Regions from separate parts of the Homo sapiens genome. Here all the other regions are linked to region 2. Evidence: chromatin loops called from intact Hi-C (ENCODE). Cell type or tissue: PC-3. All regions are shown on one strand. Links, peaks and the distances in the headings refer to the core of each region. The heading gives the core; the rest is flanking DNA.

Region 1 (10,776 bases), core at 1,967-6,966, 57 kb after region 2:
TAGGCTACAAACCTATACAGCAAGTTACTGTACTGAATACTGTAGGCAACTGTAATACAAAGGTTAGTACTTGTGTATCTAAGCATATCAAAACAAAGAAAAGGTACAGTAAAACTATGGTATAAAAGATTTGAAAAATGGTACTCCTATACGGTGCACTTAACATATATGGAGCTTGCAGGGCTGGAAGTTGCTCTGGGTGGGTCAGTGAGTGAGTGGTGAGTGAATGTGAAGGTCTAGGACATTACTGTACACTACAGTAGACTTTATAAACACTGTATAATTATGCCGTACTAAATTTATCTTTGAAATTTTTTCTTTCTTCAGTAATAAATTAACCTTAGCCCACTATAACTTTTTATAAACTTTAAGCTGTTATAAACTTTAAATTTTTAAAACTCTTTTGGGATAATCCCTAGCTTAAAACACAAGAACATTGTACAGTTGTACAAAAATATTTTCTTTTTTTAGATCTTTATCCTATAGGCTTTTTTCTATTATTTTTTTTTTCACCTTTTAAACTTTGTTGTTAAAAACTAAGACAAACACACACATTAAGCTAGGCCTACACAGGGTCAAGATTATCAATATTACTGTCTTCCACCTCTGCATCTTGTCCCACTGGAAGGTCTTCAGCGGCAATAACATGCATGGAGCTCTCATGTCCCATGATTTCAATGCCTTCTTCTGGAATACTTTCTGAAGGACCTGAGATCCTCTCTAATCTAGCATCTTTACCAGCAACACCTCTTCCTCATGTCCACGGACAGCTGTACCATGGGCAGAGAACTACCCTGGTCTTTGGCTATCACTGTGTGTCAATTTGTCCCAAAGGTTACAACATGCAAATCCCAGAGAGAAGCAATCTGAGATAGCCCTGCCTTCAGCATGCTTGGGAGAATAAATATCAGCGAATAAGATCAACATAGGTCTGCTAGACTGAGAAATTATGTTTTGTTGTTGTTGTTGTTGTTGTTGTTGTTTTTGAGAGGGAGTCTTGCTCTGTCGCCCAGGTTGGAGTGCTGGAGTACAGTGGTGCGATCTCAGCTCACTGCAACCTCCGCCTCCTGGGTTCAAGCGATTCTCCTGCCTCAGCTTCCCAAGTAGCTGGGATTACAGGTGCCCATCACCACACCCAGCTAATTTTTGTATTTTAGTAGAGATAGGGTTTCACTCTGTAGGTCAAGCTGGTCTCGAACTCCTGACCTCAAATGATCTGCCAACCTCGGCCTCCTAAAGTGCTAGGATTACAGGTATGAGCCACCGCACCCAGCTGAGAAATTATGTCTTAATCATATTTTAAAATGAATATCACTCCTAAAATTATTTTATTAATAAATCCTTTTACTGACTGTAACTCCAGCATTTCACGCAATGATCCAAAATGATACTAAATTACCAGCATCACATTTTTCAGAATTTTTTGAAAGATTAAAAAATTAAAAATAGAATTATTATTTTATACAATACCCAACAAATATTTTTGCTGCCTTGGAGTACACTAGGTATAAAGAAGAAAAGGAAATACAAATTTAATATTCATTTCAAAAAACCTTCCATAAAGCACTGGAAATACTTGCCACTTCAAAATATGTATTTTCTGTGTAATATAAGCTTTGACATTCTTATCTTCAAAATTATTTACATAGAAAAATAATACACATGCATAATTATAATTTGCATTATTTTCTGCTGGCCTAGCAGAAAGGTACCAAAAGTTAATTCTCTAAAATCAAACCTACCTATAATCTCATTAAATTTGCACAACGAGTGGGTAGTTACGGTGACATCATTCATAGTTTTCTAAGCTCCAAAATAACTTCTTAATGATGACTTTTGTAGCTTGTAATAACCATATAAACTCATGTGATGGTTCATGATCTATTTACTGCCATCATTACTCTTCATTCAGTTATTTTACTGCCCCCACAGGGTTATATAAACCTGCTCTGTGCCACCCATCTCTACCACCCATCAGCAAGCAGAGCCGAGCTGGTCAGCCAGCCGAGCAAAAATGCACGAGGCTTCTCTGTTGTTACACCAAAATGTCAGCTTTGCTGCCTGCCTCCTGCTTATGGATAAATCATCAACCCAGAAAACCTGCACGTCCATCACCCATTGGATCTCTACCCCTAAGTGACCCATATTCAGGGCCTGCCAAAGCCTGCCAATTAATGATCCAATGGAGGAACACATTAACTACCCAATTCTCTGGGTTTTCTAGGCTCTATTCCCATGGCAAGTTAGGGTATCAAAATCCAATGTCCCTGAACTATACTAACCTACTTACTGAATTGCAATTTAATATCATGGGAATTTGCCATTTCAATATATGGGCTAGATTGTTTGCAAAACTGTAGCTGATATATTGTCTACTATGTTTCTCAGAGACAATTTAACAAATTTCTCATTGATGTAAGCATTCAGAAGTTTGCCCTTTTTAAGCAAATGGATATACTTTTATATTAGCCAAGGAGAGCTATATATTAATAACTTGTTATGTTTGTTTTTTCTTTAGCAGTTAGGAGTCAAAGAACTAAATTTACTATTTAATTCCCATGACTAGCTCACTGAGAGCTCCTGGCATAATTATGCTCCCCTTCTTTCTAAATCAATTTTTCCAACTTCTCTTCCCTACCACAGTAGTAGGATACAGTACAGGTTCATCAGTAATACTGATTCACTATAACCATAGGGCACTGACCAAGAAGTGACTAAAAGGCCCCCCAGAAAAGGTCCTAGTGTTGAGCAAAGATGTCGCCTTGAGAGAATAGAGGATAGATTCTCATCAGTAACTGGTTCAATTTGAAAGTGAGGATTCAAAGCTGGGTTCTTACCCTAGATTATCCTGAGCACCCGTATTCCATTCATTCCTTTGTCCCCTTTCTCACCTCACTTGAGTTCAGAATCATTGATCTAAATCAGGGGTTGGTAAACTTCTGTAAAGAGCAAGATAATAAATATTTTAGGCTTTGCAAGTCTTAAGGTCTCTGTCACAGCTATTAAACTTGACCACAGTAGCATGGAAGCAACCATAGACAATATGTGAACAAATGAATATAACCTTTTTCCAATAAACCTTTATTTGTAAAAACATGTTGTGGATTGAACTGGGTCACAGGATGTAGTTTACTGACCCCTCATCTAGATGATCTCTAATACCGGTTTTTAATCTTTACTTTAATGTGTTGGTTTGTTTATGTTCAGTATGGCAACCTACTTCAAAATATTTTATTTGAATAGAAGAGTACATTATAAATAAAGAATGAAACAAAATTCAAGGACTCTATATTATAAGTAGCCTATATATCATTTATTAAAGTCCTGGTACTGGAAATTGGCAATGAATCTCTGCTCTTCAGAAATTTACACTCTGATATGGGAGAAACGACAACTTTACAAATAACTATAAAAAAAGTGCTGAACAAGAGCTGCAAACAATGTCCTGTGGGAGTTCACAAGAGAGGGGTCCTTCAAACCCCAGGAATAGGAAGATATCCTGGTAGAAATGATACTGGACCTACAAGGGATTTCACTAGGCAGAGGTGAAGGGCAGGAACATTTCAAACTGAGAGTGGTGTGGTAAGGTGAAGTAGCCTGGGGTGTACAGAGAAATCCCTGTTTGGCTATAATATAGAGTAGGCATAGAAGACAGTTGAGAGGTCACAATGATAAGATTCATCAAGGAAGTGAGGTTAAGAAGTTTGGGATTTTTAGCAGGCAGTAGAGAACCATGGAAGGCTTTAGAGAAAGAAAGAATTATATCTTAATCTTTATTGAGAATCAAGAAAATTAATCTGCCAGCAGCAAATAGGAAAGAGTGAAAAGTGACCACATAACCTTTAGAAAAATGTTCAAGGTAGCAGAAGCAAGGAGGGAGAGGTGTATGTGTCTTCTTTGGGGCATATACAAATCACGTGTAGGGCTTTTTCAAACTGCACAGCCTGATCCCAAAGATTTTGATATGGCTTCTATTGGAAATGCCCCTCCCACATCATTCATTACTGGTAATTGGGAATAATTCCCTTTGCAAGCCATTGTTACAGTGTGTTGTGTGCCTCAAGAGTATTGGGGTAAAAAATAAAAGTTGAAAAAGCCTAAGAAGAAAGCTGTTGCAAAAACTCAGGCAAGATGTAAAAAGGAGGTAAAATATGGTGATAATGATGGGAATAAAAATGAGAGTTGAAGAGTCTTTGCTCAAACAGGACTTGCCTTACACTTCCCCTCTGAAATATCTGGGAGCTAGTGCAGAATCAACAGAAATGGTAATGTCAGGAGGAGCACAGGCAGGGGAAAAGGGGAGTTCAGGGATACGCATGTAGAGTCTGAAGTGTTAAACATATTATGCAGATAAAAAGCAAACAAAAGGTTGAGCTTGTGAGTCTGAAGCTTGAAGGATTTGGGGCTAGAGGTACAGGTGTGGCCATTGTCCAAAGGGAGGTGATAATCATAGCCATCCCTCTGCATCAGGTTGCCAAGAGAGAGCATGCTTAGAGAGAAGCAAGTGCTTGAGGATCACCCATATTCTGGTGGCACAAAAAGAGAGACAGCCATGAAGGAGCAGTCAGAGAAGGAGGTAGGGAAAATGCACTGTTCCAGAAGCCCAGAGTCAGGTTAAATGTGGGCAACAGAAATATGTTGGTCAAAAAACCAAGGACTGAGAAATAGGCCCTCGGACTGGGCAAAGGTATCACTATCCACCTCCGGGAGAGCAGCAGAGGGTTTATAGCAGAACACAGGCTGCAAGGGATGGAGATGTGAGCTGGGTGAGGAATTGCAAGTAGCAACTGTAAATCCTCTTGAGAAATTTGGGAGTGGTTTGTTCCTGGGATACTATAAATAACAGGAATGCAGGAAGCAAGGAAGTCGTAAGATGAAAGGGACATCAGTTTGCAGTGAACAGTGTTTGGGATTAACTAGCCCCAAGATTACAATCAGCCCATGGTGTGACGTACAGCCCTTGAGATGTTCGCCTCACAAAGAATGGAGGGTTCTGGTTTTTGGTAGTGGGACAGCTGAACAGTGGTCACTATTGCCATCATCAAAAGTAGTTAAGAGAGCCCCCAAGTATAAGTTGCATGGTAGGGCACTAAATAAAGTCTCTAAGCAAATGAGGCTTATATTGCAAAGAAGCTAAGAATCTCAGAGAGAAAACACAAACTTTGACATGCACATAAAAAAAGAGGCAGTTGAGAATACACTGAGCTAATTGAAATAATGACTACATATTACAGGCAAATGATAGAGACCATTCATTCTGTGAGACAGAAAGTGAAGACAAAGTTATAATTGGTACATGATTAAGCAGTGTTGTTGGGGGAGGCTCTCATCCCTTCAGGGAGCCCAGGGAGTGTCATAACCGACAGCCACCCACCAATTAACCACAAGGATTTACAGACCAGCTTATATCAGGAACTGTGTCAGATTTCTGGGTGTCCCAAATATCCCTCCTGAATTCTCTTCCAGCTGATTCAGTTTCCTACTAATTTCCTCATCTACAAGCTCAAGGTTTCCACCTTAAAATACTAACAAAAATATTTTACAAATGGTCTCCATCATTTGCCTATAATATGTAGTCACTATTTCAATTAGCTTAGTGTATTCTCAAATGTAGAAAGATATCATCAGCCACCACCCATACACTTCTTATGAGGTCCTTGTACTTTTATATCCCTGTACTTTTGTGGTTTTCTGTGATCAGAGCCCAGCCTGACAGTACAATCAGAGTTAATATAAACACAAGGGAGAGGAACATTTCTAAAATGTATTCATCCTCAGACGCCATTTGTTCAAAAGCCCCTGGTCCTTGAAGTACCTGAGAAACGGAATGTTTGGGACTCTGGGAATTCTGTGCTCCAGATAAGAGAACAGTCATCACTTTTTCAGGGAGAGAGAAAGAACGGCCACCATTTCTTACAGGATGTGAATAATATCTTGTGTTGTGATGATGGCAAAAACCAAAAGTGCTTTTTCAGACTTTGTCACAGTGTCTGCAAAGCTGAGCTGGGCAGAATTTAACAGCCTAGGCAAACTTGGCTGCTGGCCTGACTTTCCAGAGTTCACTTTTCCCCTGTTGAAAAGGCTTCTCTTAATTATTTTTGGATTGAGCCTCATAGACAGGGAGTTTGCTGGATCTTCCCATCCCAGCAGGCTCACACCTGGGGGATGTTATTGTGCCACCTACAGCTGGGTTAGAGTCAGCTGCATGACAGGGCAGACCAGCTTGGGTGATGTGTTAAGGTATTTCAAATAGCCATGTAACATATCATAGCCCTTCTGCCATAAGAGGAGACCTTTACAATTCCTGTGCTCCAAAACGCTTCCTCTGGCACTGCCATCCCTATTCTGATCCAAACCATTCATTATAGGCTAGGCCATTGAGAAACTTCCAACTCATGCTCCTAACAACATAGCTACAATGGAGACCCATTTCAATGAGATTCTGTCCTTCTTCTAAATAAAACTAGCACTAAACTCAATAGCTTATGACTTTGTCTTTACTGGATACCAGCCATGTATACTTGATGGTCCTACTGGGAGGGCCAGCAGTCTTATATATGGCCTGTCATGGGGCTCTTTATATTCTTTGGCAGGAGTGGATAAAGTAGTAATATAGTGACCACACAGGAACCACTTGGAGACCACCCAGCAAGTAGCTTAGGAGCACAGCTCATCCACAGAGAGCCTCTAACAGGCTCCTGGTACACTTTCCCATCCCATGTGAAGTCATGAGAGACGTCATGAAAGCTGGGAGACGCTTTCAATTGCAGAATCATTAGCAAATGATCACACACAGCTCTGTCTCTTGCCTTCTTCTGATCCTCCCTAAGCTGGTCTTGGTACCGAAATAAGGCAGAAGCTGAGGCCCAATCCACCACTCCAGTATCTCTAGAATCCATCATTTCAGGGGAAAATTTTAAGCTTCTGCAGAGCAAAAATAGCATAATTTCAGAAAAAAGCAAACAACAGATTGTCATCCATATTTGCTGAAAATATTTTCCCCAAAGAGTTAATATTTATATTACATAAAAACTCATACAAAATGATAAGAAAAATGTCTAACTACTGCCACTTATCAGCAATTCAACTTTGGGTATGAAATTTAATTTCTTCAAGACCCAGTCTCCTCATCTATAAGATGCAGGTGGGAGTACCCACCTGTCTGAGGTTCTATGTAGATTAAGTGAGAAGATGCATTTAAAGTGCCAAGAGCAGGGTCTGAGCTCTCTTCTCTTCTTTGCTCCTCAAGTACTCCAACACCAAAATGGGGAAAGGCCAGAACAAACAATGTTATGTTGGAGGGAATACAATTAGGAAAGAAATATGAGGAAATATTCAACCTTCCTTGCTATCCAAGAAATGCAGATTGTAAGACACCTTACATCTATTATTTTACAGGACAAATTAAAAATAATGACACGGCCTCACCATTGTTGATGAGGTTGTCAGGTGGACTGCGCATCTATCCATTCACTAACAAGGCTGGTACAAACCAGAACAACCTTTTTGGAAACCCATTTGGCAATACTCTTAAAGACATAAAATGTTCATGACCTCTCACCAGTTATTCCCACCCAAGAAATGTCTTCTAAGGAAATAGCCTGAAAGATGAGCAAAAGTACTAGCACAAAGATTTTTGTTGCTACAAGATTCATTATAGTGAAAAGATCCAGAAACAACTTAGTGTCCAATATCAGGTAAACAAGTAATTTAATTACATAAGGGAAAAAAAGCAGAGAATGTAAAATTGTGCCTGTATTATAGTTGCATCACATGTGTGCATGTAAACAAGGAGTAGATAAGAACATGAGCAAATTTTAAAGGACTGTTAGAATCTGAGAAATGTTTGTATTGGAGTAATTTTTGTTTGACTTTGATTTCTCATATTGTTGCTGTAATATTGCTTGTACAATAAGTAATTCTTGTAAAAAGTAACTTAATCCTATTTCCACAGCTTTCACTATAACTAGGACCTCTTCACCCCTTGGCTAGATCAGGTGCTCACTTCCTGATGGATCTCCTCTCATTGTGTTTCTCCTCCTACAATTGACAGGGACTTCCTCATTTGTCCCAGGCACTGTGCCTTTAATTAATTTTTGTAAGGCACTTTAAATACATTCCAAGTATGTTAAATATATTTTTGTCATTCTCACAACCACCCATGAGGAAGGTATTACAGTCATCTAGCAGAACAATCCATACCAATAGATTGAGCTAGCTGTCCTCCCAGGGGGCCAGCACATGAAGCAGACACCCTAATTATCCACAGCCAGCTGAAACCATACATACTGGGGCTTTTTCTGTGAGTTTCTTGGCCATGAGAGATGCAGAGGAGTGCACAATGTGTCCAAGCAGATATTAGCTCTGCAATGTCAATATCCAAAGAATATTTAGCCCCGCAGTAAGCAGATGAGGAAATGACGCTTAATCCCCCTGCCTAAAGTTTGGATGTCATTTGTGCTCTAGGATCTGAAATACAACCTACATGTATCCAACTTCAGTTTGAATATAGTTAGCTTTTAACTAGAAGTGACAATAAAGTGTTTATCTTCTCATTTCTATAAAGACAAGATAGAAATCTACCACTATAAGGCCCACTCCAGGGAGCTAAAGGCAGAATAGTTGTTATAGATTATTCTTCTTCATTGAATTCCTTTTACTCCACAATCTACAAAGTCCAACCAAAAGGCAAATGACAGATAATTTTCAACACACTACTGAGTACAGAGCAGGTGTTTAATGAATATTCACTGATAGAATTAATGATCTGCTCAAAACCCAGGAAAGATTGTAAAGTCAGTTTTCAAAGCCCCCAGGTTCCCCACTCCACTTTCTTTGCCCATCTTTTCCTATCATTTCTACTCCACCACCTCAACTCTTACTATTATCCCGCATGCCCTCTCTTCCACCCGTAATAATTTACTTTTTAAAAACGCTATATTAAACATCCAACTGTTCATATGTAAATTTTTTGAGGTCATTATCACTTGTGCTGGAAAGTCTCATTTCAAAGAAACAACTCCCTAACTGTGAAACGTTGCATTTCTAGGTATCGGCCACTAGAGAAAACAACAACTCGAGTCAGCTGTCAATGAATTCTTTAAATGATAGTTGAAAGAAGTGTACTAGTTCATTAACAAAATGCATAAACAGGCCTATTTATAATCACATGCATACCTTAAGTCACTCTCCCCAAACCATAAATACATATAGTATCCAACTATACTTGGGTATCTTAAATATGCATTTTTATAGGCTCTATTTTTTTATTCTTGTGTGTATGTTCATTCTGTCTCTCTTTTTTTTTCTTCTTTTGTTCTTTTTGAGGCAAGGTCTCACTCTGCCACCCAGGCTGGAGTACAGTGGTGCGATCTCCACTCACTGCAACCTCAATCTCCCAGTTTCAAGTGATCCTCCCATCTCAGCCTTCCAAGTAGCTGGGGCTACAGACACACACAAGCCACCACACCTGGCTACTTTAAAAAATATTTTGTAGAAATAGGGACTTGCTATGTTGCTCAGGCTGGTCTTGAACTCCTGGGCTCAAGTGATCCACCTGCCTCGGCCTCCTGAAATGCTGAGATTAAAGGCATAAGCCACTGTGCCTAGCCTGTATGTTCATTCTTAAATTTAAGGAAATTGACACACCAAGAAGCTTTTCTATTATTAAGTACAGCTAAAACAAATAAATAAAAACTGCCCTGAAATTAATTTCTTTAAATCCCTTAAATTTAAAGTAAGTAATATGCTAGGAAGCTTTTCTATTATAAGGTACAGATAAATAAAACTGATAGATAAGTTTAAACTGCCCTGATTACATAATATCTATGAAGGGTAATTACATCTATGCAAAACAGGTTAATGCAACAGCTAAAAACAGCATTAAGATATAAAAAAGGGCATTTCCCAAAGTCCTTAAGGTCACCAGATTGATTAAACTTGACATCTGTCTAACTTAATAGGGCTGATCTAAGGAATTCGGCTCTGCTCTTCTTATCCATTGTTGCTTCAGTTGAACCTTGTTAACAGCTTTATTAGTGTCAGACTAGATAAGAGGGATCAGCCTTTCCACCTTCATCCACAGGGTTTCCTGGTATGTAGATTCAGAGAATGAAAAAAAACCAACCACTTCTAGAATTTGCTCTCTCTGAAAAGAAAAATTATTGTTGAAACCATTCTTGGACCTTAATTGAAAATATTCATTTTATTTGACCAGGAGGTTAGCCAACTGCAAGGAACAAAATATATTTTCTGATTAAAGAGTTTTACCTGGCTGGGATGACATTCACATTTCTTGTAGAGGATGGACTAGTCAGGGACTCCAGTTGTGTTTCAGTTATCTTGAGAGGACAGTCTGCTTAACAGGCTGGGCAGTAATTGACGATCATGTTACACTGGCAGAACAATCCATACCAATGGATTGAGCTAGCTCTCTTCCCAGGGAGGCAACACACGAAGCAGACTCCCTAATTATCCACAGCCAGCTGAAGACATACATGCTGGGGCTTTTTCTGTGGGCTTCTTGGCCATGAGAGATGCAGGGAAGCACATAATGTGTCCAAGCAGATATTAGTTCTACAATGTCAATATCCAAAGAACATTTAGTCCCACAGTAAGCAAAGTGTTAGTCTAGTAGCCCTAGAATCCACACTGAGAAAAGCTTCCTCAGCTTCCTCAGACCCTTGACTTTGGAAGTGAATCCTGGAATAATGAATCATGACTAGGATCAACTTAAATACTGAAACTGAAAATCATTGCCAGAAATTCTCTCTATAT
Region 2 (10,776 bases), core at 3,521-8,520:
ATATGCAAATGTGAAGACCAATGAGTGCCATAATGTGTTATGAGTGTCATAGCAGCCACCTGAGGGCAACATGATGAAGGAGTAAGAATCCTATAGTGTAGAGAGGAACTTCCAGAAAGATCTTATGGAGGAGGACAGGAGTCAAGGACTTTTGAGATGGAGATTAAAATAGTGGGCTCTAAATTTTAGAAAGATTGTACAAATTAAGGTAGGCAATTAATCAGAAGGGAGAAAGCCTGGGGGAAAAAAGATGCAACTTTCTTCTGGGTAAGTATTAAAAGCCTAATCAAATTACCTTACCTTAGACCTGGAAAGATATCTTAATCCTATCCCCTGTATTAGTGTGTACTTACCTTCCCATAAATTTCCTAAAGATAAACCAGTCTCATTTGAGTAGAAGGAAAGATGATTAAAATCCTCCTACTTGGTGATATATTACATTTCTCTTTAAATTAAAACATGTAAGAAATCTAGAAAAAGCTGTGAAAAAATTATGAAGGCAAGTGCAGAAGAAGAACAATGTGGACCAGTATTTCATGTGTAATGACATACAACATGGTATTATGTTGAATGGTCTTTAAGAAGGATGTAATTACATCACAGCACCATCTTTTATGTACATTACTTGTGTACATTACTTGTATATTCTCAATAACCAAATAAAAAAAGAACTTGCAATATGCTCTGTTCCCATCCTTCTGCAAACCCTCTTCAAGATTTCAAGATGTTAGTTCTGACAAGTTCAAATCATAATCATGGTAATTAGTATTTGACACTTACAGCCTCTTCACCAACAGTACATGTTGTTCATTTGTCAACATATAGTTTCAGTATAGAAAATATTTATCATATATAAGAACCATATTTTGAGCCATTTAGGAACATTTTGATAATCTAAACATACTGAAGGGTGCTTCCACCACTGATTTTTCCCTATGAACTATTTCTATCTTGTTAAGAAGTAATTTTATAAGCTAAATTAATTTTCAAATTTCTGTGTTTGTTGCATTGAGTCTATCAGAATTATTCTCTGACTCACAGAAATGGAGTCACAAAATTGACCTGCTGACTTTAAAAAAATTAAAGTGAGTTAATGTAATTCTCATATATATGAACACATTATGTGTCAATTCTCTGGTCACTACAAATACACAAAAAAGGATATATCACTGTTTGATGTAACATTCTGTATCTTTCCCCTTTTCTATAAAACCTAAGTACAGCCCAGTGATATTGTTATACAGATACATATTTTCTCATGGTAATTCAAAGCCATTGCATCTCTCTGCTTTCTTACAATAATTACTTTAGTTGGGATGGCATAATAAGACTTCTTCTCTAGACCAGCATGGATATTTCCTTAGACCATTGGAGTCAGGTTCAAGGTCAATGGCACCTACATTCATTAGCTGTATTACTCAGTCTTCACACTGCCAATAAAGACATACCCAAAACTGGGTAATTTATAAAGAAAAAGAAGTTTAATGGACTCATAGATCCACTTGGTTGGGGAGGCCTCACAATCATGGCAGAAGACAAAAGGCACATCTTACATAGCTGCAGACAAGAAAGAATGAGAATCAAGTGAAAGGGATTTCCCCTTATAAAACCATCAGCTCTCGTGAGACTTATTCACTACTACCAGAACAGTATGGGGGAAACCGCCCCCATGATTCAATTATCTCCCACCAAGGCCCTCCCACAACACATGGAAATTATGGGAGCTACAATTCAAGATAAGATTTGGGTGCAGACACAGCCAAACCATATCATTATCTAATTGAGAAGAAACACAAGCATGAGGTATAGCAACCTTAACAGTAGTTGTAAGTTAAAGAGTTGTTTGTCATCATGAATTTAATTTTAGAATATTTACAATCTGCCCTGCTCTGTTAAGTAGGCTCAACAGGTATAACCACTTTGATGCCTATTTATTAGGATCTGTGTATCTCACTCAGTTTCTCTCTCAAAGTCACCAGGGCTAAAAACCAGCCAGTGCATGCCACCATCTCTTCTGGGTAGGCAGCCAGATATCTAGGAGTTGGTAGCTCCTAGGTAAGCTTTTCTGACCGCAGTTTGGCCAGGCACTCTCATAAGGGAGGCTGCGAACACACGCTCGTGGCCACTTGGCGGCTTCCCCACAAACATCAACTGGAGACTGCATGGTGTGTAACGTCACAGTCCTAGAGTTCTGGGATTTTACAAAGCAATCTGATAGAGAGCTGATCAAAACAAACCATGAAAGTAAACAATAAGATAAATATACTTGGAGAAATGGGATTAGAACCTATTCGTGAAAAACAGTTCTCCCTGAAGCAGAGTCCCAGGGCTTTTTTGTCCCGGAATTATCTGATACATTATTGCAGTCTGTAGGAATGACTATAAAGTGTATGATGGTAAAAATGAGTGAAAACAGCACAAGCCTGCAAGAAACTTCAATTGAATTGAAATACACAGAGGGATTAGGTCAGAGAAAGATAAATGTATCTTTAAGCAGTGTGTGCCTGAGAAATTATGCATGATCAAAAGTCTTCCCACAGCCCCACTTATGACTAAACATCTTCAGCACAAAGAAAAGTACAAACAGGTACATTTCTGTATTGCAAACGGAAATGAATAGTTCTCTATGTTTCTTTACCTTCTTACATTTGTATAGTCCTTTACCATTTTTTTTTAAACTTTCACAAACATTATATCCTTTGATCCTTACAACAATCTGGTGGGTAGGTAAAAGTTAAAAAAAAAAAAAAAAAAAAAAGATTTGAGGAAGCCAAGTTGCAGACTTGCTTAAAAGACAGTGTCCTTGACTCCACTCACCAGCTCACTAAGTTCCAGGCTGCTGGCAGTGGGATGGAGCTGGGCAAGATACATTGTCAGAACAGAAGGCACAAGATGTGTGTGCATGTGTGTGTGTGTGTGTGTGTGCATCTGTATGTGTTTGTGTGATGTGTGTGATTGCCAACTTTTTGCCTTCCAAAACAAACTCAAAAAATGTCTGAATTTTCTATGACCTCAAAAGACCTGTTATCTATTTATTCTCCCTTTAACAAAAATAAAATATAGGCATGCAAAGAACATGGTACCATGAATACAGCCTGGTGTGAAATCTTAGGAAAATGCGAGGAAATAGAATAGTGCTCAACTTTTAGCCAATGTGAGATATGAAAAATATTCATGCAGTACATATTGGTAGAATCCATCCAGAGGCACCTGTAAAACAAATTTGGAGAAAGCCCTCTATGTTAGGCCGGTTTTTATTAAACAACTGTTTTTCAAGCTCATGCTCCTCTTTAGGAATATTTAGGTATTAAAACCTTGATTTCTCTAATATTTAAGGAGCCATTGCCCTTGAGTGTAGATCTGTGTAGACGCAACATTTCATGGCAGACAACCATCTATTTTAATTTTACTGTTAAATACAGCTATATTTCCAACTAGACACTTCTATCTGGGTGTCCTTATAAAATGCAAACTTTTAAAACTATTCTCACAATCGTTTTCCTCAAACTAAGATCTACTATAGCATCTCTTTCAATAAATGGCATAACCACATGCAATCTTCCAAGCTGTAAACCTTGTTCCCTGGTCAGTTTCCCTTCCTTCTCATCTGCACATCATGTACTCCCATTGATTTCACCTCCATAACATGCCACATATAATTGTCCTTTGCTCTAGCCCCATTGCTGTTATTTCAGTCCAAGTAAAAAGGTAACAAGGGTCTAGATTCTTCCAGAGGCTCTCTCAGGAACCCATGGGATAAAGTCCCAGGTCCCAACCATGGCCTGCATGGCTCTTACTTTATGGTCTAGTTTCCACCTAGTTTTCCAGACTAGGCTACTGAAACCTAATTCCAGCCACACTGAACTTCTTGCAGCTCCCCAAATCCCATAAAGTCTTATTGCTGTCTATACTTTCGCTCTTTTTTTGTACATTCTGCATAAAATGCACTTTCCCCAGCCCTATCTTCATTTGTTTCAAAATTCAGCTTAAACACCACCTCCTCTGTGAAAGCTCCTCAATTCTCATAGACTCGTATGCCTGATTTTCATCTAGTAAATTTTCTTTACTAGATGAAAACTATTCCTACAAAAATGGAAATTAGATGTTAAGTGTATAAATGATAGGCAGCTTCTTAAGGAGGAAAAAAAGGTGAAAACGAATTTTTAAAGGAAAAAATGGCATTACTCTTACCTTTATGATTATTGTTACTATTATCTGTGGCCTTTTGTTTATAATTTAATGTTTTTCCCATTCCTAGTTTATTTTTATTTATTTTATTTATTTTTATTTTTATTTTATTGAGATGGAATCTCGCTCTTGTTTCACAGGCTGGAATGCAGTGGTGTGATCTTGGCTCACTGCAACCCCTGCCCCCGGGGTTCAAGCAATTCTCCTGCCTCAGTCTCTGGAGTAGCTGGGATTACAGGTGCCCGCCACCACACTCAGCTAATTTTTGTGTTTGTAGTAGAGACAGGGTTTTGCCATGTTGGCCAGGCTGGTCTCAAACTCCTGACCTCAGGTGATCTGCCCGCCTCAGCCTCCTAAAGTGCTGAGATTACAAGTATGAGCCATCATGCCTGGCTCCCACTACCAGTTTAAAAATTATGTACTCTGTTCTTGTTATTTTATTTTTCACCTTTGAAATTTTATTGTGTATGCTTAATAAACTCCAACATAAATTAATATCTTAATCCTTTTCCTGAACAATACAAGGACTTTAAACCCATTTTAAAGACTCCTAATCCACATATTATTGTTGTCCAGTATTTTAAAAGTAAAATGTTTTTTTCTTTTATTCTACAAATCAGTTGCTATTATTATGATTATTTTATGAGACTTTATTGATACATGTTTACCCATTACCGCCCACCAGTTCTTTCTTTTTATTGGCGCAATCATTTAATTACATTGCTGAAACCCTGCCATTTTTTAAATACAAAAATGTTTCTATTTCCCTTTATTGTTGAGAAACAGTTGTAAGATAGTGTTACTAAGTACTCAATTTTAGGTTGGCAACTAGGTTAGTTAGTAGCCCACATAGACAAGAAAAAAATAAAAGATGGTTTAGTGTGATGATGAAAAAAAATTTTCACTCTATCCCATTCATCTTGCAATTTACCTTATCACTATTGAGTGAAGGGACGCCTGGTTTGAAGACTATATTGAAGAATAGTTATTGCTGCCTCTGCACCAGTCTGGAGTGCTGCCTTTAGTAAGCTCCCTAAGACTCAGCGCTGGTACTCTTCCTAGTAGGTTGTCTAACCCACACCTGAACAAGGGCAGCAATGCTCTATTCACAAAATGTATGCTAATACTATGACGGGAAAATCAGATTCAAAATTTTCTTTACTAGATGAAAACTATTCCTACAAAATGGAAATTAAATGTTACTGTATAAATGATAGGCAGCTTCTTAAGGAAAAAAAAAAGGTGAAAAGGAATTTTTAAAGGAAAAAATGAGAAGTATAGTTAACCAAAGTTGTATACGAATTTTTTTTTATTTTGGGTTTTCTTTTTTTTTTTTAACAAGTCAGACACCTTTAGATTATTATATCCCATTTAAGTCATCAATCTCACTCTCACAGAGTATGGATATCAGGGAGAAATTTCAGAAAAGAATTACAAAGAGTACCTAAGGAAGGGGAAGTTAGAGAATTTTAGGCTAGGAAAGAGATGTCAAAATCACAGCAAGGAGATGACTAGTGATTTGAGATATACTAAGAAGTTAATATAAAGGATATTCAAGTTCTCCCCGTCAGTGATAGACCAAAATCAGAGAATATTGTCAAAATCAAAGAGGAAGAGATTTGGGTTTAGGAAAAAGAGTCGTTTGACTTCTTGAGTGATAAAACTCTGAATGATTACTTAGCAAGGTTATGCAACTTTCCAAGAGGGATTGAAAACTGTCTATTTTGAAAGCCTTAAGCACTCAGCTTCCTGCAGGAAGGCACATGCATCATATACCTTCTCAAGAGTACTTCAGTTCTATGAGTTAATGGCATTATCTTATATTCATCATATACTTACACAGTGTGCTGAAAAGCACTATAAACTCTATGCTTATTTAATACTCTCAAGTTTCTTCTCCAGAGCGAAAATATCACAACAGGTTTAAACTCTCCTCATAGCAGATATATTTGATGTCTTTAACCATTTTTGTATCCACCAGCCAGACCCTCCTCAATTTCTTAGTAACTTCTAATAAATATGGAGCACCAAAAAATACACAGCTCTTCAACAAGATCTCAAGCAATGCCAAGTCAAAATAGGCAGATTACCCCATGGCTTCTGCATGTCTTACATCTATTAATACATCCTAGAATCATGTTTGCACTTTTAATAACAGCACTAGGCTGCTGACTCACATTCAGTCATGTCTACTTCCTTTGTATGTACATAATTATTCCCTGTCTTGTGTCAGCTTGGTTGGTTTTTATCCGTAATCTCAACCTGTTTAGCTTGGCCACTCTAAATTTTTAAGTTTATTGAATTGTTTTTCAGGTTTCCCTGTATCAATAACACTGCCAAAATGAGGACTTTGTTTTCTAACTTTCAAATAATCAAGCATAAGGGGAGTTGGGGAAAGTTCGATAATTTTTTTTTTTTTCAATTATTTGGGAGGCTCTCTGCTAGCTGTTTAGGGTGAAATAGACCTAGTTCCTGCTTCCTGATAGATCACAGTCTATCAGAGACAGATATCAATAAATAGTAAACAAACCCTATATGAGAGGTTCTATGATAGGAGAGGCAGACAGCAACCAGACAAAGGGGGACTGGGCACAGAGAGACTTATGGAGCTAGATGCTGTGGCTCCATGTTGCAGTGCCACCTGACCTCCAAAGAGAAGGGTACATAAGAGGGAAAGTCTAAAAGTCTGAGAAATTGTACAAATATGTAAATTAGCTCCTTTAATTCTCATGGCAACCCTGTAGGGCAAGTGTTATTATTCCAACTTTCTAGATCAGGAAACAGCAATTTAATAGGGTAGGCAACTTATCTGAGGTCACATACCTCCAGCTAATAAGTAACAGAACTGGATTTCCAGTCCAGGTCTATATGACTCCAAAGTCCGTGCATCAGAAGATGCTGCTTTTCAAACATTCCCCCATGTTTCTGATTTACTAACACAAATGTCGCATAGGAAGAAATCTAAAATTTCAGAAGTCCAGATAGTGTCTACTGCTTCCTCTTTACATGGCATTCAGTCAAATCGTGACATCAAACTGACTTCATACAAGCTCATCCCAAACTATTCTGGTAACTTCCTGATACTCTGAATTCAGGAAGTCAACTATCTGATGACTTGCTGGTTTTGTTTCCAGGTTTCAAAAATATAATAATCCATCCATAATTTTAAGGGCCAATATTTGTTCCAGTTTTTTTAAATGCATCATATTTTCCCATCTCAGGGACTTTTTTTTTTTACGTTTGCGGAGAATATTCTACAATTAATAACAGTGCAAAGCACTCAAGAATTTTAGCAGTAGCTTGAGTATCTATTTAGATGGTTCAGTGATCATAGTTTCCTGTCAAAAGCAGGTAGCTAATATTTAATATGTATTTAAATAGGAAAAGGAAACAATCCAGGAAATCAATGTAGTACATATAATTAATAAATGATGTCTGAAATTTTATGTTCAATTCCTGTTACTGTCATTCATCCAACAAACACAATGTTTAAGCTAGTTCCTGCAATACTAATAGGTCACTCTGAAAGGTCCTCAGAGTGAAAGTGCACCAACAGCAATAGCTTATCCCAATTCTATACTTGACAGGGCATTGGTTCTCCATCTGCTTGTTTCTCTGATTTCCTTTGGCTCCAAGGCTGATCCCATTACTAGTAGCATAAGCATATCTGGCTCCTAGAATTGCCTTAATAGATAATATTCTATTCTAATAGAGTCCTAGAAACACACTTTACCCTCCTCAAAATATACCAATATGAAATTTAATTTGGTATAACCACATTAGAAAAAATAATATTTACTAAAGCTTAACTTATACATGCCCTATAACCCAGCAACAGAAATGCCTACATATGTTCACCCAAAGAGATGCACCAGAATGTTTATAGTAGTGTTATTTGTAATGTACAAAAGTGGATACTATCCAAATGTCCAACTACAGTAGAATGACTAAGTTGTGCTGTAATCACACAGTGGAATACTTTATTGCAATGGCAATGAATAACTATATGTAACAATAGGGATGGATCTCACAAACCTACTGATGAGTGAAAGAAGCTAGATACAAAAGAGTACATATCGTGTGAATCTATTTATGTAAAGAACAAAAAGAGGCAAAATTATTTTTTTCTTTGGGAAGTCTGGAAAATTGTTACCCTTAAAGAGGAGTAGAAACAGGAAGGAGTTACAAAGAGAGCTTCTAAGATGCTAGTTAATCTAAGATGCATTATTAATTGGGATGTTGGTTAATCAAATGCATGCACTTTTGTGAAAATTAATTGACTTACTTTTCTATACATATATTATTCTTCAATAAAAGTTTTTAAAGCCCCTAAAGACTTGAAATGTTAGCTAATTTTGAGAGTATATAATGTCACATGTGGGAGAGAAAAATTTTAAGCAAGGCTCTACATTCCAAACAGTATGAACATAAATGTCTATTTCAAGATTGACAGGGATTTCAGAACTCAAGACATTTTCATGCCTCCCTATATGTTGCCCTTAGTCTTTTTTCTGGCTGTACCTCCTTATTTACTTCCTCTGAACATAAGTAATGTTCCACTTCTGCTCAGAGACTACCCCACACTTGAAGGACATTCCCTGGCCTGTAAGCTTCGAGAAACCAAGGCACCAGTCTCCAAATATTATTCTTCTGGCTCTAAATGTCCTGCCCTGGTCATGCAATCACCCTTTCTTTCCAGGGCATTCTGAGGAATCATCCCCACAATGGCCTTTCTCTCTTTGACGTCTTTAGTTTGCCTAACTCATATCTTACTGTGGCAATTAAGAGTGGGGAAGCTAAGCTGTTTCACATATTGTACTAAATTCACCCAAAGGCTCACTTGACTTAGATGGCAGATAATACATTGTTTTTTTTTTTTCACCATTTCCCAGTAAGGTCACCTCCCCTTCACAGCTCATTTACAGAATTGACCTTCCTGGGCCTCCAAAGTAGCCAAATTACACCTGCCTCATGTCACCAGCCCCTTCCACATTTCCAGTCCTCTTTGGTAAATCATTCAGAAGCCCTTCAGCAAGCTGCTTATCTAGAGTGATATGAGGACACTTTTACAATATTAAAAATAGTTTAAATGTATGTTAAGAGAAGCCAACATAACTTCACATGGGAAAGAAGAGAAGGAATCTAACATTTAGCAAGCACCTACTATGGGCAGAACATTATGTTCAGTACTTTGCCGTATGAGATCTTGTTTAAGCCTTATACAAACTTATAGCAAGGATATTATAATCTCCCTTTTGCAGATGAGAAAATAGAGCCTTGGAGTTTACGCATATTGCCCCAAATCACACATGTAAGCCAAGTATCAGCAAATTTTACGTAAAGATTCAATAAATAATTTAGGCTTTGTGAGTCACACAAGGTCTCTGTCACATATTTGTCTTTATTTCTTTGGTGGTTTGTAGGCTGGTTTTTACAACCCTTTAAAAATGTAAAAACTGTTCTTAACTCCTTGATTGGATTTGGCCCAATGTTGGTAGTTTATAGACCATTTAAAGATCCCTGTCTCAAGAGGCTGGGGAGAAATATGTAACAAAACACAGGCTCTAGACTTAGTCTGAGTTTAAATCCTAATTCCACCACTTACTCATGAGCATTTAAGAAGAATTTACAAAGTGCCAGGCAACATTCCAGGTGTTTCACATGTATTCATTTATTTAATCCTCACAACAACTCCATGAGGTAGGTCCTATTTTTCTCCCCTTCTACAGAGAAGGAAACAGAGGCCCAGAGTGATTACGTAACATCCAGATTTACACACAGCAAGTAAGCAGTGGAGCCCAGCCATATGGCTACAAAGCTCATGCTTTTAATGATCATGTTAATATTATCAGTCAATCATAAACTACCTGATCAGGACAAGTAAATAGATTAAACTTATACCTCCCCCCCCACAAAAAAAAAGGGTTTTTAAGTGATTTTCACTGATCTTATTAGTCTTGCAAGAAAAAGACTTAGCAACTGAGACTGTTGCAACTTGGAGTAAAGCATCTAGACTCTAGAAGATGCCACCAATGCAAGATTCTACAGGTGTGTCAGGATGCAACGCAGAACCCAGGCAGGGTAATTGTTCCAAGGCAAAAGGATACACTAGATTTGCATCCAATTAATCAAGGTCAAAGAAGTCCAAGGTGTGAGCTGGGACTCAAGGTATGAACAGGTGGAGAATCAGGCAGGGAACAATTGGTAGGCAACCAAATGGGCAAGCAACTGGTATTGGGACCTGTAGCTAAAACATCAGGGTGCCTGGTGGAGGGACTAAGCCCTAGAAATTTGAGATCCCCCATGTCTTCCCTGAGTGAACAGCAGGACTGACTCAGTGCTGAGCAGGGTGAGTAAGGATAGCTCTTCGGCCTTGTGTCTGCATCACACCCAGGGGTAAAAGTCTAGGTCAGTTAAGTTCACCTAGTGGAGTTAAAGATCTATAGAGACAGGCACCCAGAAAGACCCTTAAAATACATAAATCTTCAGTTCTTCAAAATCCAAAATAACAAATATTGCTATTTATTATTCTTGTAATTAGTCATCTGTGGTTCTTTATCAACCAAGGATAAGAAATACAAAGATTTT
Region 3 (10,776 bases), core at 1,866-6,865, 200 kb after region 2:
AAGAAATCTGTTTTTACACTGAATACTTCAATTGGCAAAAAAAATGTAGAAATTTTGTCTTTCCAAAGGAATTACCACTGGTATAATTCATATGATAGCCCCTGAATAATCAGAGATGATAATAACAAAGATTTACCGTTATTTTTTTAAAAAACTTTAAAAGGAAAAGCTTAAGCAACAGAAGAAATATTCTTGCTACATTAAATCTGTTTTTTTTTTTCTATGTACATTGACTCCAAATAAGGGCAAACACAAACCAATTCAAGTACCCTTACTAAAAATCAAGTAGTGGTAAAACTAGAAGTTAGAATTACAAAATAAACAAAAACCAACCTACAATGAAGATACATTACCCAGATGGTTTTTGCTTGCTTCTACCTACATTGCTTGCAAGTGTAAGTAGGCAGCCCAGGGCTAAGAAACCTCAAAATGGAACTGCTGGAGTTTTCACTCACTCACCCATTCAACAAACCTGCCACCAAAGAGCTTATTGAATGCTCATCAATTCTATTTTTTTAATGTAAACAAACATTCTTGATTTACTAATTTTCAGAGTAATGACACAAATTTAGCATTCTCCTTCAATGGGAAACTTGCTTAGAAGTTACTGCATTCTTTTTCTCTTTTTCAGAAGCACATCTTGTAGCACCAGCTGCTTTTCTCTGAAGGAAAGCTTATTTTTTGACCGGACATACTAGCTATACCGCACCATCATCAATTCTATTTTTTAAAAAAAGATACGAATTTATTTGAAAGATGCCAGTTTGTTGTTAGTGTTGATATTTACTGAGTTTTGCACCAAGCAAGTACAGATGCTGTAAAACAGACACTCTAGGAATCTATACTATTTGATCATGCAGCTCTGTATCTTCACAGATAAATAACAGATCTGAATTACCATACCTGTTTAATCTTTTCTGTGAAACATCTTCAGAACATTGTGTTTAAAACTCTATTTAATCCTACCAATTGAAGCCCTTTTGTCAGGGGGCAATAATGCAGAGTGTAGAGACCAGAAAGCTGCTAATTTAGAGACCAACGTTCACTCTGGTCCTAGCTCTTCACCTGACCACCAGTGGAGCTTTGGCCAATAAGCTGCTAAAGCTGCCATCCTTTTAACCTTGGGATCCTCACCTATAAATGGAAGCTTTTGAGTTCAGTATGAATTCTGAAGGCAGTATCAGAGCCTTTGATCATACAGTGGAGTCCGTCAAGTGACTAAATCAGCATTCTTTAAGAAGGTTTGTTGATTTTTTTCAGAGCTCATGAATGTTCTAGCCTATGTAGAAATGCCAGTGGGTAATATGTTAAGTGGTGCCCTAACAGTCTGGAAGATTTTATGCCATCAGATGGGGAGTGGTTTACTCCTCGGGAGAACCATATTATTCAACATACGCTACATTTGCAAACTCAAATTTTGTAGTAGTGAGAGAGAACGACTTTCTGTTTTCATTCAATAGATCTTTCCTTGGGTTTCTACTGTTTGAATTAAATTTTAGCTTATTTAATAATAACATAATTTGCATTTTGTTGTGGTTTGAAGAAGAGAGGAGAGGTGTCATCCAGGACAACGTACCAAAGCACCTACTCTCTCCTCTCCCCTTACTGTGACCTATTTTTCTGTATAGCACTTATTCCCATCTGGCATGATTTTATTTATTTATTTACAATTTGGTAATTTTCCACTTCTCCCAGTAGAATGAAAGCTCCATGAGTTGGGATTTGTGTTTGTCCTGTTTACCTTTATATGTTCGGTATGTAGAAAAATATCTAGCATATTTGTGAATGATATCATTTGATTTTAAAGAAACTGTTATATGGAATATCATCAAACTAATAAGAGTAACATTAAGTATGCCATAAGGGGTGTGTGTGTGTGTGTGTGTGTGTGTATAAATATATACATATATATACATATATATATAAGCTTCATCTCAGGAAAAAGAAAGTCAAGAAGAGTCAAGGAAGAAGAATTAGAAGAATAGAATCTTCTAGACTCTTGCTACTCAAATCTAGGAACCAACAACATTAGAGTAGCATTACATGGGCGGCTGTTAAAAATGTAGGACCTCAGGCCCTACCCCAAATCTACAAAATTGGAATAAATATTTTAACAAGATGTCATGTAATTCAAATGCATATTAAATTTGAGAAGTACTACCCTGGGGACCCATATAGGAGACCTATATTTTGTGGAAGACACCAAAACATGTCTTTCCTCTCCTGGTGCAGGCTTCCAGCATCCATATCTGAGTGGGGGATGATTCCTAATGATTCTCTTTTGGATCTTTCCAGTGTGATTAAGTCAGGTTCACCTCCAGAGACTTACAAGAAAGTCTAGAATGAGATCAGAAGACTGTCTTACCCAGTTCCAGAAAGACTCCCTTCCTGTTTAACGATGCTTGAAATTCCTTGAATAAGGGAGAAAACTCCATATCTCAGCCAGAAATAAAAAGCCTAAACTGCAAATACCCAGAAAAGGTAAAATAGAGACAGAAACTTAATCATACTAAGGTAAAATCTAACAACAGAATAAAAGACTGAGATCATATTTCTGCAAGTTTTATTAGGGAAGGAGTTGTCGAGGGAGGAGGAAGGTATTCAGTGCTTGTAGGTTATTTGCTAGGGAGATAATATATGATGGAAAGAGAATGTGAGAATCAGAAAGTAGAATTTAAAGTCATGAGAAATTTTGTGGGGCAAACTTCATCTATTTTGAATTGCAAGAAAATAACATATTCTTGTCCACATAAACTTACGAAGGTTTTTAAAATTCTAACTTCTTTATGTTTAAAGTGCTTTATTCCACAGCTTTGATAATCCAATATTATCCGATAATCCAAAATAAATTTACAGCCCAGTGAACTACAATCTTAGTATCAGCAATTCTACCTGTAGAAGCACATCCAACAAAAGGAAGAGGGGGCCCCAGGAGGCCACGTTGAAGAGGAGTACCCTACCAGGTTTGCCATTTGGAGAAACGAGGACAATGAAAGTGTACTTTTTCTGGGAACTCAACCTGCTACCAGCTGATAGTCATCTTAAGAGGCACTTTTCTATAAATCACTATAATTTAAAAACCAAATGCTTTGAAACTCCTTTTGCCAGATCAAATCAAACTGACTCTCAGTTGGTGGAAGGCTCAGATGTGAATTTCATAACACACATCAATTACTATCTAATCCATCACTTGTAATGGCTGAATGTGCTCAGCGCCATTCCCAGAACCAGTGTCATGGAAACAAATAACAGCATCTAGATAAGAGTAGAATTTTAAAATGCTCTCATCACTATCTGCAAAGCATGAGTTGAGCATGTGTAAGCACATGCTTGATTTGGCCTTTCAATCTCAAGCCATATCATCTCTTGAGCTTTCTAGAGCTCAAGCTTTTAGGGGCAAGAGATATTGCCATGTAAAGATGTCGGTTTCTCTAATGGCTCCTAGGACACTTTTTTGGTGATAGCCAAAACTTTTCAGGTAATGGTATGTCCCCTAACATGTTCATTAACCTCTGTGATAGGCACATGGGTGTCTTTCCACATAGAAAATATTGGTTAATTTTTGTCCTTTACACTGTCATAAGTTGCTTTCAACAGAAAATAACATTGCTAGTCTACACAATGTAAATAAGCTGACATAAATATGAAATAGTACACAGTCTATTTGAACAACCAAACCATCTTTACAGCTAAATTTCTAATCCATTATCTCCCTAGAGGGGTTGTGGCAGTCATAACTTTATTTTCTACTTGAACTGGCCGACTGGACCATGGTCAATTATCACAGTGAGAGATTATCATCATCATCATCATTACCACCATCATCATCAGCATCACTAAAATTTATCTAGTGCTTAGTATATGTCAGATAGTGCTCTGTACATGTTATATGTACTAATTTATTTTACCCTCTTAAAAATCATTATGTGGTAGATATTATTATTATCCACATTTTACAAATGAGGAAACTGAGGCCAGAGTGGTTAAGGAACTTGTGCAGGGTCATACAAATAACCTTGGATGTGTTGAGCGCTTGACAGAATACAAAACCTGTCCTCTGTTGCTTGTTCCATAATTCCAAATTTTTACATGCACAAACACACTGCCCCCTAGTCTTTCTGACTAGCTAGAATATTATCCAAAAGAAAGACAGATAGGTAGAGGAGATGTGAAGGTACCACTAGGGAGATTTCCTTGCACCAGTCATGTTAGCTGTTTAAAGAGAGCATCCACAGGGTTGATATTGTGGATGCCTGGTGTGTGGCTTTGGAGGTCCAATGTGTAACCTGGAACCTAGGAACTCCTTGAATATGCTGCTTGGGAGCATGGCCCAGGTGGCACAATCACATGGAAATCATCCCAATGTGAGTATTGGGATCTCAGGTGTTACTCCTTTTGTCTGCTCACTCTGGGCACCAGAACCTTAACTGTACCACCATAAGGGATCCGCCAGGTTAAAGATTTCATGGAGGCTACAGATGAGTAACTACAAAGACAGATTTTTTTTTTCCTATGGAATGAGAGCTAGAAGCAATTTTCTATGCTTTTAAGCAAAAACCATACAAAAGAAAATGTAAAATTCACTGGACCTTAGAGTACTTAACATTATATGTGGCCAATAGTACTCACTCTACAAATATTTTTCTTTCACTTCAATTCCACTCCTTAAAGAATTGGTGAAGACTCAGCCATATAGGGCTAAGGGAAATGTCCCTATTCTAAAGTTCCTTTCTAGGTCTCTCCTTACACTGTCCATCATATTCTGTGTATCCCACACTACCCTTGTCATGTCTGTGCCCTGTGCTTTGATGTGTCATTTCCTCATGCACATTTCTTCATTACTAAGTCTAGGTAAATTTTAGTCTTTGCTTTTACCCTTGCACAGGATGTGGTTTAAGTATAGCATTTATAGCAGTAGTATTTCTAAGGACATTTGCTTTCTCCAGTACATTTTGCAGTGCTTCAACCCAGGCAAGACTCCTCTTTCAATACACATGGACCCGCATGCTGCTGTCACCTGTATGGCCCTGCTTCAGGTCACTCCCAGTCTTGCCCCACATTTGGCCACTGTAAGATCATTGGAGAATTTTTTTTTTTTTTTTTGAGATAGAGTCTTGCTGTATCCCCCAGGCTGGAGTGCAATGATGCAATCTCAGCTCACTGCAACCTCTGCCTCCCGGGTTCAAGCGATTCTCCTGCCTCAGCCTCCCAAGTAACTGGGACTACAGGTGCACCACCACGCCCAGCTAATTTTTTTATTTTTAGTACAGACAGAGTTTCGCCATGTTGGCCAGGCTGGTCTCAAACTCCTGACTTCAGGTGATCTGCCCGCCTCGGCCTCCCAAAGTGTTGGGATTACTGGCGTGAGCCACCACGCCCAGCTGAAATTTTTTATTTTGTTTTGCTCCTTTTGTTGACAAAAATATTTCCTAGATTGGAGTCTCAACAAAGGATGACTGGCCTTCCCCCAACTCTTTGGGGGACAATACGCTGTGTTTCCCTACCCATCCTTATATTTTATTGCTGAAATAATTGTTCTCATTGACTTTTTTTTTTTTTTTTTTTTAGACGGAGTCTCGCTCTGTCGCCCAGGCTGGAGTGCAGTGGCGCCATCTCAGCTCACTGCAAGCTCCGCCTCCCGGGTTCACGCCATTCTCCTGCCTCAGCATCTGGAGTAGCTGGGACCACAGGCGCCTGCCACGACGCCCAGCTAATTTTTAGTATTTTTAGTAGAGAAAGGGCTTCACCGTGTTAGCTAGGATGGTCTCTATCTCCTGACCTCATGATCTGCCCGCCTCGGCTTCCCAAAGTACTGTGATTACAGGCGTGAGCCACCGCGCCTGGCCCTTATTGACTCTTCTAAGAGAGTTAGTACATGATCTAGCTTGGCTCAGAGGAAAGAAAATTAATTCCCCAAATCTGTTTTAGGTGCCTGAAACAGGACACAATAAAGGGGAAGCTGAGAAATCATTTGTGATTTGCACATGGTGCCCCAAAGAAGGATTCTGGTCTCAGTTGGTGCTGTCAGTAGCTCTTGCTGTATTCTCAGCCCCTAAAGCAATAATTAATGTACCAGGGTAATAAGTTTCCATATGCTATTATCTAAAGAACTAAAAACATTTTAAAATCCCATAAACATGTGACCTAAAAACATACTCAACAAACTCAGTCAAAAAACAAAAGACTAACTTTTTTGTTGTTGTTGTTGTTATTTTTTGAGGGAGTCTTGGTCTGTCGCCCAGGCTGGAGTGCAATGCCACGATGTCAGCCCACTGCAACCTCCACCTCCCAGGTACAAGCAATTTCTCCTGCCTCAGCCTGCTGAGTAGCTGGAACTACAGTTATGCGCCACATACCCAGCTAATTTTTGTATTTTTAGTAGAGACAGGGTTTCACCATTTTTGCCAGGCGGGTCTAGAACTCCTGACCTCAGGTGATCCACCTGCCTTGAACTCCCAAAGTGCTGGGATTACAGGCATGAGCCACCATGCCCAGCCAAGAGTAATCTTTTATATTTGTTGAACTGCCAAAGAGAAGTTCATCCTTCAGCTCCTACGTTTGTTTATTTGTTTGTTTTATATCTAATCAATACTTTGTATTAGAAATAGTCTTAAAAATAACTTTGAGTCCTTCAGTGAAACAAGCCCTTGAAAATATCATACAAATAGTAATACAATAGAAAAATCAAAGCAATTTAAAACTTAAGGTATCATCTGGATGCAAGTAAAAAATGTTCAATTCAACATGGATGGAGTTAATAATAAGGAGAGGGAGAAAAATGATTGGCTCACAGAATAAAAAGTTCAGAGAAACCTGAACCAGGGGTTCAAATGGTACCATCTGGACTCGGTTTCTCTCCACCTCTTGGCTCTGCAAATTTCTAGGTTGACTTCATTCCCAGATGTACCCCATCTTTATGGTGACCTTATAGCTCATGCTTAACTCAACCCAGAGCTAGCAATTACTGCAGAAAGGGATAGTCTCTTGCCCATAATTCTGATAAATGTGCAAGAATTGAGCACCATTGTCTTAGACTAGGTTATATGCCCATCCCTGAACCAACCATATGCCAAGGGAATATAATATAGCAGAATCAGGGTTGGAGGGAGGTGCTGCATGCAAGGCTCGTCTAAACCTCATTTACTGAGGGCCGGTTCCCAAAAGTAAAATCAAGGTGTCATTACCAGAACAAAAAGGGAAATGGATGCTACACAAGCTAAATAAATAAATAAATAAATAAAATGCACAAACCACTTCTCAAATGAATTAACTTCCCAACCTGAGCTTGTAAAATATTGATAAGAATTTTTTAAAGGAATTAAGCACAGTAATACAGTGCCACAAATCCAACTCTTGACTAATTGGCAAAGGCAAGAATACATACATAAATGTATTAGAACAGTAGCCCTTCCATTTCAACAACAAAAAAATATGTGGGTCACTCAGATGGAAATTAAAATCTGAATCTAGTCCGAAACAATTGTTAACTCGGTTCTAAAGTTATGAGCATCCAAGTACATACTAATACGCTCCCATGTCAAAGAGGTCCTATTCCTCTTCACTTCAGTTTGCATCCTATTCTGACATTATACCATGTCATGAGGGCCCACTGCTCTTGTATGCAAAGCAGGTTCAGAGTAAATGAGCTAAAAATGTCTTATATACATAATGGCTCTTGTCTCAACTTAGCTGTGAATACTAGATTGCTGCAAACACCAAAATAATAGTGCTGCTAATGAGGAGATTTGTTCATAACTTACTACACTGTCAAATTTAATGTTCAACCATAATGGTTATTATTTATTGATATGTTGTGTGTATACAAAGCAGTGGCTGAGGCCAAAAGCAGACTCTTAAGAGAGTTCAAGCCTAATAGATTATGAAAAATCTCCTAAAGAGAACTATTTTTTTAATTTGGGGGCCCAAAATGTTTGTTGTTTATCATATCTTGATTGAAAAGACAGAGGTCTAGAAATAAAGTCAGAATACTAGGGATCATTCTATAGGAGACTAGAATAAATTTACAAGTGACAACCTCCAGTGCTGGTGAGGATGCAGACAAACAAGCACTTTCATACCTCATCAGCGGAAATGCCTTTGATCCAGCCTTTTAGAAAGGAAGCTCACATATATATTAAAATTTTAAAAGCATTTTAAAGTTTTATAAAATTTTAAAAGTCATATTAAAATTTGACTCAGCAATTTTACTTCTGGGAATCAATCCTGTAAAAATTGAAGTATCAGTACATAAATACATATATAATAAGGAAGTTTATTGCAGTTGTGTTTGTAATGGCAAAAACTTGAAACAACCTACCTGTCTACAAAGGGTGGAAAGTTTGAATAGATAGCAATGGATCCATATGGTGCAGCTTATCATGCAACTATCAAAAGAAAGAGTCTGGCCAGGCTCAGTGGCTCACACCTGTAATCCCAGCACTTTGGGAGGCTGAGACAGGCAGATCACCTGAAGTCAGGAATTTGAGACCAGCCTGGCCAACATGGCAAAACCCCATCTCTACTAAAAATACAAAAATTAGCCAGGCATGGTGGCGTGCCTGTAATCCCAGCTACTTGGGAGGCTGAGGCAAAAGAATCACTTGAACCAGGGAAGTGAAGGTTGCAGTGAGCCAAGATCACACCACGGCACTCCAACCTGGGCAATAGAGTGAGACTCTATCTCAAAAAAAAAAAAAAAAAAAAGAAGTCAGATTTACATATTAACTTCAAGAGATGTCCATGATATAGTATTGAGAAAAGCAAACTGCAGGGAAGAAGAGAGAGAGATATATAAATAGTATGATCACATCTTTGTTTAAAAGAACAGAATAGTAGAGTTTGAATTTGAGCTTTGCAATTTAAGTGATCTTTGAACCTTAATTCTTTTTTTCTTCTTGCTTTTTTTCATTGTTTTGCTGCGTTCAAGGTTTGCCTAGAAGAACCTTAATTCTTCATCTGCAAAATAAAGGCAATCTTTTTGTAAGATGATGATGAAAATGACTTCTGAACTGTAAATAACAACTAAATGTCATATAATATTCTTATAAAATGGTCTTGTGTGAGTCTGAAGTGTAGGCTCCACAATGTCCTCAAAGGGTAGTATCAACTTGCAAAGTTTTATTTGGGTGTATCCATGCCAATATCAGGCACCTCCTCTGGTTTCCAATTGTGTGCAACCAGATTCACAAGGGAGAAGACAAATGGTAAATTATACTTAAGACCACTGCAGATCACTCTTAAAATGCCAAGAAAACAACTGCCCATGTTCCTCCAAGGAGTCACACAATCCATTCAGTACTTTCAGGACTGACAAGATCATGTTTATTTCAGTGGCTGGGTAAGTAGAGCATCATAGAAGATAACAGCTTTGTAGAAATATGGTTGTATATAAAAAGTGTTTTCACCTTTTAAAGTCAATACATTCTCTCTCCACCTTATCCTAATAGATAGTTTTAATCATACAATAAACATAATTTTATATCCCATCTCTGGGCCAGATGGCCTGCATTCCAATCCTGGGCTCTACTTCCAGCTGTGTAACCTTGGAAAATTACTTAACCTCTGTCTCAGTTCCTTCATTTGCAAAATGGGAGTAATAATAATACGTACCATGTACGATTGTGATAATTAAATGAGTTAAAACATGTAAAGAATGTAAAATTGAGATATTAGCTAATAGGTACTAAATAAATGTTAGTTTATTATTAAATGCTATTATCTTAATCTTTCCATTTAACACAAATATATACACTTTTCCCATATTTATTATATAGTCTTCATAGCCAACATTTTATTGGTGCATAATAGTATATAAATAGCATACTCTGTTAAGTGGGTGTGCTATAATTTATTTCAACATTATTCAAGACATGGGAATAATGCTTGCTTCTTATTTTTCAAAATTTTTTATATTTTACATTTATTAATAATATCTTAATGTCTTTGTACAGTGACTTTTTCCATATTCTGGATTATTACTGTAAGCTCGATCCCTAGAAAGAGTTTAGAGGAATAATTGGTATAGAAATCTTTAGGTATTTTGATACATCTTGAAAGTTGGACTTTTGATTATAAAGATTCTATCTTTGCTTATTCCTTTCTGAACCTCTACTCAGAACTTGACACAAGGCTCTTCATCCAGCCATTCAACACCTGCTGATATTTGTTCTCAAGGTACATTTAAGAAAGGTCATTATAAGAAATTACCATATTAAAATTCATCTACAAAATTATTTGAGTTTCATCTTTAAAAGATAGTTTTCTAAGTATATAATCACTTCATATTAGAGCTTTGTTGCTAATAAGGGAAATTTGAACTCCAAAAAAAACCACCAGAAAAACCCACTTACTCAATGATATTTTTAGCACGTAAAATTCCCCCTATGAATCATATGCTCACAAACCATGCACCCCTAAATATTTAGCTCCTTCTGACTCATTCTGAAACATTCTGACAACTTCTCCATTGAAATTTAAAATTTCCCAATACTGTAAGATCCTCCTTTCCTCTAATTAATTAGTTCCCTTTCCCATTGGCAAAATGCAGTAGTGATAATCTCTACACTTACAGACTGTGGAATGGAGCACACAGCTGGAATCTTTCACTGCCCACAAGTCTACATTTTCCCATCTTCCTGGTATGTCTCTCTCACCTAATACTGGATTTTCATTGCCCTCTTTTCCTGCCACTGACAACCACCACCCACAGGTAAAATCTTATCCTTCAAAATCTTGGATGTGTCCTAAAACCCCATTTTCAACTGTATTAATGAGAGT

What was found. Peaks named below come from ENCODE experiments on the same cell type or tissue, not always from the same donor. Only the 100,000 strongest peaks of a DNase experiment are listed, where the experiment ranks them.
Region 1: a loop joins it to region 2, with 2.7 times the contacts of the local background. A loop is called at or near these places in 1 of 110 quality-filtered maps.
Region 3: it touches region 2 in a loop (2.3-fold over the local background); 1 of 110 quality-filtered maps calls a loop at or near these places.

Annotation. Positions count from the first base shown.
Region 1 is chr2:147,477,459-147,488,234 of GRCh38, forward strand. No RefSeq gene overlaps it. Among named protein-coding and RNA genes, the nearest start is that of ACVR2A, 360 kb to the right of the region's middle. RefSeq lists an enhancer at 7,840-8,528. In PC-3, for the core only: no CTCF peak of the experiment used is centred there; no DNase peak of the experiment used is centred there.
Region 2 is chr2:147,418,605-147,429,380 of GRCh38, forward strand. No RefSeq gene overlaps it. Among named protein-coding and RNA genes, the nearest start is that of ACVR2A, 420 kb to the right of the region's middle. In PC-3, for the core only: no CTCF peak of the experiment used is centred there; a DNase peak (open chromatin) is centred at 6,367.
Region 3 is chr2:147,618,690-147,629,465 of GRCh38, forward strand. No RefSeq gene overlaps it. Among named protein-coding and RNA genes, the nearest start is that of ACVR2A, 220 kb to the right of the region's middle. In PC-3, for the core only: no CTCF peak of the experiment used is centred there; a DNase peak (open chromatin) is centred at 4,822; H3K4me3 peaks cover 305 bases; H3K27ac peaks cover 1,110 bases.